Linked DNA regions of Homo sapiens: region 2 is linked to region 1. The links are chromatin contacts, found by Hi-C or POLR2A ChIA-PET in ENCODE. All regions are on one chromosome and are shown on one strand. The core of a region is the stretch at or near the end of the contact, and the rest is flanking DNA. Distances in the headings are between cores, read along the strand shown. Region 1 overlaps ZNF710 (zinc finger protein 710). Region 2 overlaps ZNF710 (zinc finger protein 710).

Region 1 (5,010 bases), core at 1,825-4,324:
AGATATCACATGCAAGAGGCTCTACACATGGTCTGCACTCAGGAAAGGGAGGAATTCTTTGTGCTGTTTTGTCTATGTTATTTGAAAAAGTGGATTGCATTGTGGGTCCCCAGAAGTTGCCAGCTGTCCTTCCTGTTTCCAAATTCCTGTGTGTGTGTGTGTGTGTGTGTGTGTGTGTGTGTGTGTGTGTGTGTATTCTGTGCCTGTGGTGGTGGTGGCCATGGTGTCGGCAGCAGCAGGGTTGTCAGGAAACAACCATCGGTTTCCTGCTGATTAACTCAGTTCCTGGAGGGCCCTCCCTAGCAGCAGGGGAAGCCTGGCAGCTTGGCTGAGCCTCCTCCGGCCTCTGCCTCACCCGCCAGCTCTTCTCACCCCTTCTGAGAGGCCCGCCTGCTCTCCTGCTACCCTAGAGCCCAGGACACCCTTGCAGGCCTTCTGAGCCTTCTTTGTTCTGGCCGTGGGTGGGGCACCCGGCTCCACCTGCCTCAGGTTTTGCCTGCAGGTGCATTTCCTTTGCACACCTGGCGCCTGTTGGGGACTTAGACCTCTTCCACATCGCCCCAAGGTCGGGCTGAAGAGATTTGGATCTTCTGAGTTGCAAGCTCCCAGAAACGATGCTGTTAGGACCCTCTGTTCACTCAGAGAAAGAGGCTTGATGGCCGGAGCCCCAGGGCTTCCCTGCTGGTAGAAGGGGTGTCTGGAGGGCCTCTGCCTTCCGTCATCAGAAGGAGGTTCTAGCAAGGTAAAGAGGCCCGTATAGTACTGGGATTTTGGATCCCTTGAGTGAAGGACCAGGCAGAGAAGGGGAGCACTGCTGGAGGATGTCGGGGGCTGGGCCAGGCTGGGCACAGGCACATGGCCATGGTGATTGACCGCATTTGCCTCACCACTTCACGTGGGGACCTGGCAACCACACAATGGCCCTGGGGCATGGTGTGGGGGCTGAGACATGAGGCAATGGTCTTGGTCTCAAACACCCCAGCTTCCGGCTGCTGGGCGTCACTGACTTGCTGTGGCTTCCTGGCCTGGCTCAGCATTGGCCGTCCGGCTCCTGCAGCAGTGACATCTCCACTCTGGACCCATGAGCCCATCAGCTCTTGGTGGACAGGTTTGCACAGTTGCCCCTGCTGCCTGTGCAGTGAGCTGGCTGCGGAAGGCAGGACTCCCAGGGCTAGGAGGGTATTAGCAGGCTGGCTTTCGGGCCTCAGCACCATCGTGCTTCTTATGTGCCGGGACAGGATCAGGACCATGTTGTGCCTAACATCCGGCAGACCCTGGTAGCTTCTTAAATGATGACACTTTCCAGCACTCACATATCTCATCTGAGTTAGGCCGGGCTCTCTAGCTGGGGCGGGAAGCCCCGCACTTCCTAATACCTGGTGGCTGAGTCAACAACATGGGGACGTGTATTTGGATAGCAAACAGCGATCAGCAGCGGAGCCAGCCTGCTGCCTTCCTGCACCCGCCTTCTAGCAAAAATGTCCTCTGGAAAGGTCAGCCAGGACTGGCTACATAATTTTCAGGACCAGGTGTAAAATGAAAATGCAGGTCTCATGTTTAAAAGTCAGTAAAATTTAAAGAACAGCAGAGCACGAAACCAAATGTGAGCCCTTCCTTCTACACGTGGGGCCCCAGGCAGTGGCACCATTGCATGCCCCCAAGGCAGCCTGGAGTCAGCGTTTCCCAGCCTTGTGAAGTCCTCATGCTTCCAAGGGTGGCAGGATTGGGTCCTCTTTGGTAGAAGAGCTGCTTGGCATCCTGAGACGCACTCGCCCCATCCGGCCCCACAAGCAGCTTTCTCAAGAGCTGGAGTGACTTCCACTTCGAAGCGCAAGCACTTCACCTTCTCCTTTTTGTTCTTCTCTACCCTGTTTCCTTCTTTCTTTGTGAACTCAGAAAGCTTTGAGACTCCCCTCCCGTTCCTCCTTTCTTCCCCTCCACTCTTGCCGCCCGCCCCCCACCCCCTCCGCCTCTGTTTCTCTCTCCCTCTTTCCCTTGCTTTTATCTGGGGGAACCCCTTTCACAGGTTTGCTGTATAACATTTCTCTTCCATTCACTTGGCGCTGTTCGATTTTAATGTTCCTTTGAATGACACCAGGCGAGTGCTCCTTGGGTTTCCGAAGCCTCTCTCTGAAGTGGCTGGAGCCAGCGTCTTCCCCACCGAGGGACGTCCCTTCAGTGGCCTCTGGCTCTGTCCAGATGGTCTCTCCCCATTGGGAGCCTGGAATGAATTCTCATTGTGAGCATTCATCACTCACCACCTCCTCCCCACATTCAGCTGTCAGTCCTACTGGCCGCAGTGGAAAGAAAGCCTGCTCCATTATTTCTAGTGACAGACCTGGCCATCATTCCCAAGGTCTGTGGCTCCCATGCAGGCCTCGAGCTGGGGGTGGGGCAGGGCATGGGAAAGGGTTAAATAGATAAGCCCAAGACACAGTCCTGGCCCCCCTCATCCTCTTCACACAGGAACCAGAAGGGTCTTCAGCAACATGCATGGGATCGTGTTACTTCTGGCTTCCCATGCCTGAGAATGGCATCCAGACATGGCCTTCAAGGCTCTGTCTGCCTCGGTGACCCCATCTCCAGCCACTGTTCCCAGTTCACATCGGGGAATTCTCCGGCCCTCCTAGAGAGGCAGCCCAGGTTGCTAAAGAGGCACTTCAAGCACATTTCAAAGAACGCAAGAATTCTGGAGAGGTGGAGAGCAGGAGAATAGCACAAGCAAGAGCCAGCTCCAGGGTCAGGCTGGAGATGGGAGGTCAGGCATGGTGGGGAGGACGGGAAGTGGGGCTGGGTTCAAAGCCTGGCTCAGCTTGGAGGACCTGGCAGGGGCTCGGGGTGGGGGTGGAGTGTCTCAATCCTGGTGCACACTGGAGTTATTCGAAGGGCTTTTAAAAATTATCAAAGTTGTTCCAGGTTCATTCCCCGGGTGGCCCACACGCTGTTTTTAAGTTTAGCTCTCCAACCCTTCTTCCTGGTTCTCCCCTTCCCTTGGAAGAAAGTCCCTGGTCCAGCCTGGGTGTTGGCACTGGCATTTGCCCTCCCAGGGCCACTGGGACTGGGAATCCCCAGGAGGGCTTTCGAAAGTGTCAGGAACCGCTCCTTCCACTGGGGCTTTTCTCCACTGATGGGAAGGCTGCCTTGCTCAGTCAGCCCCAGGCCCCTGGACAGAAGGAACTAGGGGAGCACTAAGCATAGGTGTCCCTAGAGAGTCAGCTGGAAGGGACCTAGTTCAGAAGAGGAAACTGAGTCTCAGTCACCAGCGAGTACCACCACTGGTGGTACTCAGAGCTTGGGTAGCAGAGCTTGGGCTTTTCAGCCTTGGACACCACCAGCTAGGATGGAGTGAGGGCTGAGCTGGAATGCTTCTGAGGAAATGATCTCTGACCCAAGCATGCCACAATTATGAGAGCATCTTCAGCACTCATAAGCATCGCAGGCTGGATCTCTTTCTCTGACCTTTGGATGTGGGGTGCCAGAATCTGTGCTTAAAGATGAGGGATGTCGGGCTTCTGCCCTCAAAGAACTCTGGATCTCGAGGGAGCAGTGGGCCTAAGCATAGAGTATTCTAATACGGTCGCTAGGCTTCCAGAGCTGTAAGAGACAGGCTTGAGCAGGGAGAGACGAATTCCCCGAGGGAGGCCTTGATGAGGAGGTGAAGAGGCAGTGAGGGTCTGGTGTCTACTCCCCTTTAACCACAGGCCTGGCCTTCCAGCCAGGGTGCTGTACCAAAGTGAGTGCTGGGGCCGCTAAGTGGTGCCCAGGTACTGATTTCCCCTCGACCCGCAGTCGGCTGGGCTGGGTGGGTCTGTGGATGGTTTGGACCAGCCTTGCCCGATTACCCCAGTGTACGGTCCAAATATGATTTTCTATGTGTGCCATGCAGATCAGGAGCACTGTAGCAGGCCCCTCTCTCTATCACCAGTGCATCACTTTCATCATGGAGCAGGTTGGGAAACAAGCCAAAGGCTGGCCCCACAGACACAAAGAATAAGTCACAACTCACCCACGTGGTGTGTTTCCTCCTAACTCTTTAGTTTGAAATTTTCAAACTTGACAGAAAAGTTAAGAACCTTCGTCCAGATTCACTCATTGTTGCCATTTTGCCACGTTTTCTTTATCTCACTCTCTTTCACGTGGTTTTGCTGAGTCATTTGAAAGTGAGTTGCAGACAGCCCACCGTTAAGTACGTCAGCAGGTATCTTTCAGGAGTGTGGACTTCCCCATTTGCAACCACGGTGCCATCATCACACCTAAGAAATTACCACTGTCCAATAATATCCAATCTACAACCCATTCATATTTCCCCAGTTGAACTCCAAAAATGTTTTCGTATGGCTGTTTTCCTGATCCAAAAATCTTCATGCATTACATTTGGGTGTTGCGTTTCTTTACCTTCTTTTAATCTAGAACAGCCTCCCTGCTCTGTGTGTGTGTGTGTGTGTGTGTGTGTGTGTGTGAGACATTGGCTTTGAAGAGTCCAGGAAGGCCAGCTGTGTTACACAATAGATTTGTGTAATCGAATATGTTCAGGTTAAGTTTGCATAGTTTCAAAACTCACCTGATAATTGCTTCATTGTGTCCAGGAAAGTCCTAAGGCAGAGAGGCTATCTCTTTGGCTGTCTGTCCCTGTGTGTGTTGTGGGGCATCCTGTCCAGCCACCCAGAAAAAGCAATGGCTTTGGTAACATGACATGTTATGTATAAAATGCTTCCTGCCAGGTGAGGTGGCTCACGCCTATAATCCCATCACTTTGGGAGGCCAGAGGGGGTGGATCACTTGAGGCCAGAAGTTCAAGACCAGCCTGGCCAACATAGTGAAACCCCATCTCTACTAAAAATACAAAAATTAGCCAGGCGTGGTGGCAGGCGCCTGTAACCCCAGCTACTCGGGAGGCTGAGGCAGGAGAATCGCTTGAACCCAGGAGGTGGAGGTTGCAGTGAGCTGAGATTGTGCCACTGCACTCCAGCCTGGATGGCAGAGCGAGACTGTCTCAAAAAAAAAAAAAAA
Region 2 (5,010 bases), core at 2,010-4,509, 34 kb after region 1:
CAGGTATGCCACAAGGCCTTCACGCAGACCAGCCACCTCAAGCGCCACATGCTGCTGCACTCGGAGGTCAAGCCCTACAGCTGCCACTTCTGCGGCCGCGGCTTCGCCTACCCCAGCGAGCTCAAGGCCCACGAAGTGAAGCATGAGAGTGGCCGCTGCCATGTCTGCGTCGAGTGCGGCCTGGACTTCTCCACCCTGACCCAGCTCAAGCGCCACCTGGCCTCCCACCAGGGCCCCACCCTCTACCAGTGCCTCGAGTGTGACAAGTCCTTCCACTACCGCAGCCAGTTGCAGAACCACATGCTCAAGCACCAGAACGTGCGACCCTTCGTGTGCACTGAATGCGGCATGGAGTTCAGCCAGATTCACCACCTCAAGCAGCACTCCCTCACCCACAAGGTAAGGCCGTTCCCAGGGCCTGGGCATCTGCCTGCCCCTCCTGCCACTTTTTCATCCAGTACTTTCCAAAGTCCCAGATGGGACCATTTAGGTGGTCTCCTAGTTTTATCGTTACGTACTTATTTTGATGAGTATTAGAAATCAATTAGTATTAGAAACTAATTGAAATTAGTTTTTTAAGTAGTAAAGCTTTATGCATTCAAAAACATGTATTTGGCCAGGCACAATGGCTCATGCCTGTAATCCCAGCGCTTTGGGAGGCCAAGGCAGGCAGATTGCTTGAGTCCTGGGGTTTGAGACCAGCCTGGGCAAAATAATGAGACCCCATCGCTACAAAAAAATTTAAACATGGCTAGGCGTGATGGCTCATGCCTGTAATCCCAGCACTTTGCGAGGCCAAGGCGGGCAGATCACCTGAGGTCAGGAGTTCAAGACCAGCCTTGCCAATGTGGTGAAACCCTGTCTCTACTAAAAATACAAAAATTAGCTGGGTGTGGTGGTGGATGCCTGTAATCCCAGCTACTTGGGAGGCTGAGGCAAGAGAATTGCTTCAACCCGGGAGGCAGAGGTTGCAGTCAGCCGAGACCACACCATTGCACTCCAGCCTGGGCAACAGGAGCAAAACTCCATCTCAAAAAAAAAAAAAAAAAAAAAATTTAAACATTAGCCGGGTGTGGTGGCATACACCTATAGTCCCAGCTACTTGGAAGGCTAAGGTGGGAGGAACACCTGAGCCTGAGAGGCTGAGGTTGCAGTGAGCTGAAATCACGATACTGCACTTCAGCCTGGGCAACCAGACTGAGACCCTGTCTCCAAAAAAAAAAAATCATTTTTATAACCCCTGCAAGACCCAAGGAACACAGTTTGAGGATCACTGAAGTATCTTACCCTCCCTATTTTCTAGATGGGAGGACAGAGGCCAGAGAGAGGCCAGGATGCAACAGGGAGGCGTCCTGGCTCAGTGGTCAGAAGTACAGAGGGTGTCCTTTGTTCCTTGTCATTACAAAAGCAAATCAAAACCTGTGACTTCCCTTTAAGAACAGGCTAAATATATTTAATTTTCAAAGCAGAGAAGATGTAAGGAAAAATATTTGTTATGGAAAAGTACAGGTAGTTCTAGAATATGGCTAAACTAGGCACAGTGGCTCGGGAAGGCAGAAATTGAGCAGCACTTTCTAATCTACCATGTCCCTAAACCCAGCCTTGACCCGTACTCCCCTGCCCTCCATTCCCCGCCTTCAGCCACCAGCCTCCCCGCTTTTCAGCCAATATCACCTCCTCTGAGAGGCCCTCATATCCGGGTAGGTGGAATGAGGCCCCTTGGGTCCCACAATCCCACTCTGGTACTTGGCTGCCCCATGGTTTCCACCGAAATCCCACCAACTTTACCCTTCAAAGCTGAATGTACATAGAGCTTCCTCTCCCCATAACGGTGGCCTATGAGTGATACTCCAGGTCAAACTTGTGACCCTGTCTCTCACGGTAGACACTATAGGGAGTTGGGGAGCTGTTAATACCCTGCCAGGCCTAGAAACCAGCAATTTGTAGGTTTCATTGCAGAGGCTCCTGCAGTCAACTGCTAGTAGCTGCCTAAAATGTAATGTCAAGAAAGAGTCTAGCCAGGCATGGTGCTGCACACCTGTAGTCCCAGTTACTCAGGAGGCTGAGGTGGGAAGTTTGCTTGAACCCAGGAGTTTGAGGCTATGATTGCTCCTATTAATAGCCACTGCACTCTAGCCTGGGCAACATAGCAAGACATTTTTTTTTTTTTAAGAAAAAAAAAAAGGAAGAATTCTGGGCTGGATGCAATGGCTAACAGTAATCCCAACACTTTGGGAGGCTGAGGCAGGAGAATCACTTGAGCCCAGGAGTTTGAGACCAGCCTGGCTAACATAGTGAAACCCTGGCTCTACTAAAAATATTTTTTAAAAATAGCTGAGTGTGGTGGTGTGCACCTGTAGTCCCAGCTTGAACCCAGGAGGCAGAGATTCCAGTGAGCCGAGATCACACCACTGTGCTCCAGCCCAGGTGACAGAGCAAGACTCTATCTCAAAAAAAAGAAAAAAATCAAAAAATTAGCCAGGCATGGTGGCACACACCTGTGGTCCAGCTACACATGAGACTGAAGCAGGAGGATTGCTTGAGCCCAGGAGGTCAAGGCTGCAGTGAGCTGTGATTGCGCCACTGCACTCCAGTCTGGGCAACAGAGCAAGACTCTGTCTCCAAAAAGAGAAAAGGATTCTGAAACTGAATCTAGGCTTGGCAATAAAACCCTATGATGGATTGTTAATGTCTGCAAGGAGTGATTGTGCAGGGTGACAGCATATATGCTATATATTTGCCATCTTTCTCCTCTACTGGGGGACTTAAAAATCCCAAGTCCAGGGCCTGGCACAGTGGCTCACGCCTGTAATCCCAGCACTTTAGGAGGCCGAGGCGGGCAGATCACAAGGTCAGGAGTTCGAGGCCAACCTGGCCAACATGGTGAAGCCCCGTCTCTACTAAAAATACAAAAATTAGTTGGGCGTGGTGGTGGGCGCCTGTAGTCCCAGCTACTCGGGAGGCTGAGGCAGGAGAATTGCTTGAACCCGGGAGGCAGAGGTTGCAGTGAGCCAAGACCGTGCCGCTGTACTCTAGCCTGGGCAACAAAAGCAAGACTCTGTCTTAAAAAAAAAAAAAAAATCCCAAGTCCACAGAGTGTTAATACTGTGAAGAAAAGCTGAAAGCAAAAACCAAAGGCTAATAAAACTGGAAATGTCCCTATTATCAGCCTAAATTTGTACAATGTGCACATCATGTGTTTATAAAAGAAACTCCTGAATGGCAGGGCCCCCTGGTGGTCATACACATCTGCGATGTGTCAGGAGGGGGTATACAGCACAAGACACAGTCCCTGCTGCTAAGAGACATAGACACGGGAACCATTAAGTTATAATACAAAGTTTTTATACCAAACAAGCAGTTAAGACAGCAGCTGTGACCACAGACACATGTCCCACTGGGTTCCTACTAAATTACTAACTCATCAAAAAGAAAACAGCTCCCAACTTAAAAAAAATTTCTTTTATTTATTTATTTTTACTCTTTTTTTTTTTTTTTTTGAGACGGAGGCTTACTCTGTCACCCAAGCTGGAGTGCAGTGGTGTGATCTCAGCTCACTGCAACCTCCGCCTCCTGGGTTTAAGCAATTCTACTGCCTCAGCCTCCTGAGTAGCTGGGATTACAGGCGCATACCACGCTCAGCTAATTATTGTATTTTTAGTAGAGATAGGGTTTCACCATGTTGGCCAGCCTGGTCTCGAACTCCTGACCTTGTGATCTGCCCACCTTAGCCTCCCAAAGTGCTGGGATTACAGGCATGAGCCACCGTGCCCGGCCTTTTTCAAATTTTAGAGATAGGGTCTTGCTATGTTGTCCACACTAGTCTTGAGTTCCTGGCCTCAGGTGATCCTCTTGCCTCAGCCTCCCAAAATGCTGGGATTACAGGTGTGAGCCACCGTGCCCAGCCCAGCTCCCAGCTTTTATCCTAATTTTCCTCCATGGATAATAAATTGGACCCCTTTGCACACAACACCCTGTCCTGCTCTGGGAGTGACCTCCAAACCGTAGAAAAGAAAGTTCACAGTCCAAACCAGTGGGTTTTCTCCTGGAATCCATGTCTCCTGGGGGTGAATAGCCCAAAGTCCATCAATGATAAGAATCATCTGGGGGCCCTGTTGAGAATAAAAATTCCTGGGCCCATCCCAGGCCCCATGAATTAGACCCTCCAGGGAGCGGCCTGCAAGGCTGTATGTTGGATGAGAACTACAGGTGGCTGTTATCACCAGGGAAATTAGGAAAACACTTTCAAGAGATGAGTGGATAGGCTCTGGGAGTTTGAGACCCTTCGAAATTCTACATAGACCTAAGTGCCATTTTTGGGGGGGTGTCCATAGCTTCAATCATATTATCAAAAGGGTCTGAACCAAAAAGGCCACCAAGAGACAGCATGGAGGATAAAAACACATACACGTGTCCTTGATCTGATGAAATAGTCCACAGACAGCGGGCAGACCCTGTGTCTTCTTGGCGACAGACCCCTGCCGCCTAGTGTGGTACTGGCTTGGAGCAGGTGCCCGGTAAATGGTTGTTGAATGAATGAATGAATGAGCACACATTTGCCTTAGTGCACTAGTACAGACCTTATGTACACATCCACCCTGGGGGCAGGAGACAGCAGGTATCTGGATCGTTACAGTAAAGCACAGCCTATTTCTATTACTGAAAGGCTTCCTGGAGTAAGTGGCTCTGCCCCCACATTCTTCGGTGGTTTTAAACAAGTGTTACCTATTTTGGAATACCCTCAAAAAGAGACATTTCCCAGAAAGTGTGCCTTTGTGATGCTATGGCCCTGCCCCTACCCGGCTCCCCACAAAGGGTCACTGCCAGAGGCTGTGCCCATTGTGTGGCCCTGACCATCACCCCCCACCCCACAGGGCGTGAAGGAGTTCAAGTGCGAGGTGTGTGGCCGGGAGTTCACCCTACAGGCGAACATGAAGCGGCACATGCTGATCCACACCAGCGTCCGGCCCTACCAGTGCCACATCTGCTTCAAGACCTTTGTACAGAAGC

What was found. A loop is a pair of places that touch in the nucleus more often than their neighbours do. ChIA-PET counts read pairs that join two places held with the same protein, here RNA polymerase II (POLR2A). Pooled maps may share reads with other maps.
Region 2: a loop to region 1 is called in a map of left lung, with 3 times the contacts of the local background. The contact joins two enhancer-like sites. A Hi-C loop is called at or near these places in 13 of 168 maps with a recorded cell type or tissue (B cell, CD14-positive monocyte, CD4-positive, alpha-beta memory T cell and 10 more), 20 of 37 single-sample maps with no recorded cell type and 20 of 50 pooled maps. POLR2A ChIA-PET finds 5 or more read pairs at or near these places in 16 of 52 experiments (AG04450, B cell, HEK293T and 10 more).

The regions. Positions count from the first base shown.
Region 1 is chr15:90,034,282-90,039,291 of GRCh38, forward strand. All of the region lies in intron 1 of ZNF710 (zinc finger protein 710), which reads left to right. Among named protein-coding and RNA genes, the nearest start is that of MIR3174, 30 kb to the left of the region's middle. RefSeq lists an enhancer at 3,772-4,291. Within about 2 kb of position 3,075, at least 15 of the 41 ENCODE cell types and tissues checked have a DNase peak (open chromatin) inside an H3K27ac peak, as active enhancers do; they include CD14-positive monocyte and left lung, where a contact is called at or near this core.
Region 2 is chr15:90,068,197-90,073,206 of GRCh38, forward strand. ZNF710 (zinc finger protein 710) reads left to right here. Exons shown (of 5, transcript NM_198526.4): 2 at 1-399; 3 at 4,875-5,010. Among named protein-coding and RNA genes, the nearest start is that of ZNF710-AS1, 12 kb to the right of the region's middle. Within about 2 kb of position 3,260, at least 11 of the 41 ENCODE cell types and tissues checked have a DNase peak (open chromatin) inside an H3K27ac peak, as active enhancers do; they include CD14-positive monocyte and left lung, where a contact is called at or near this core.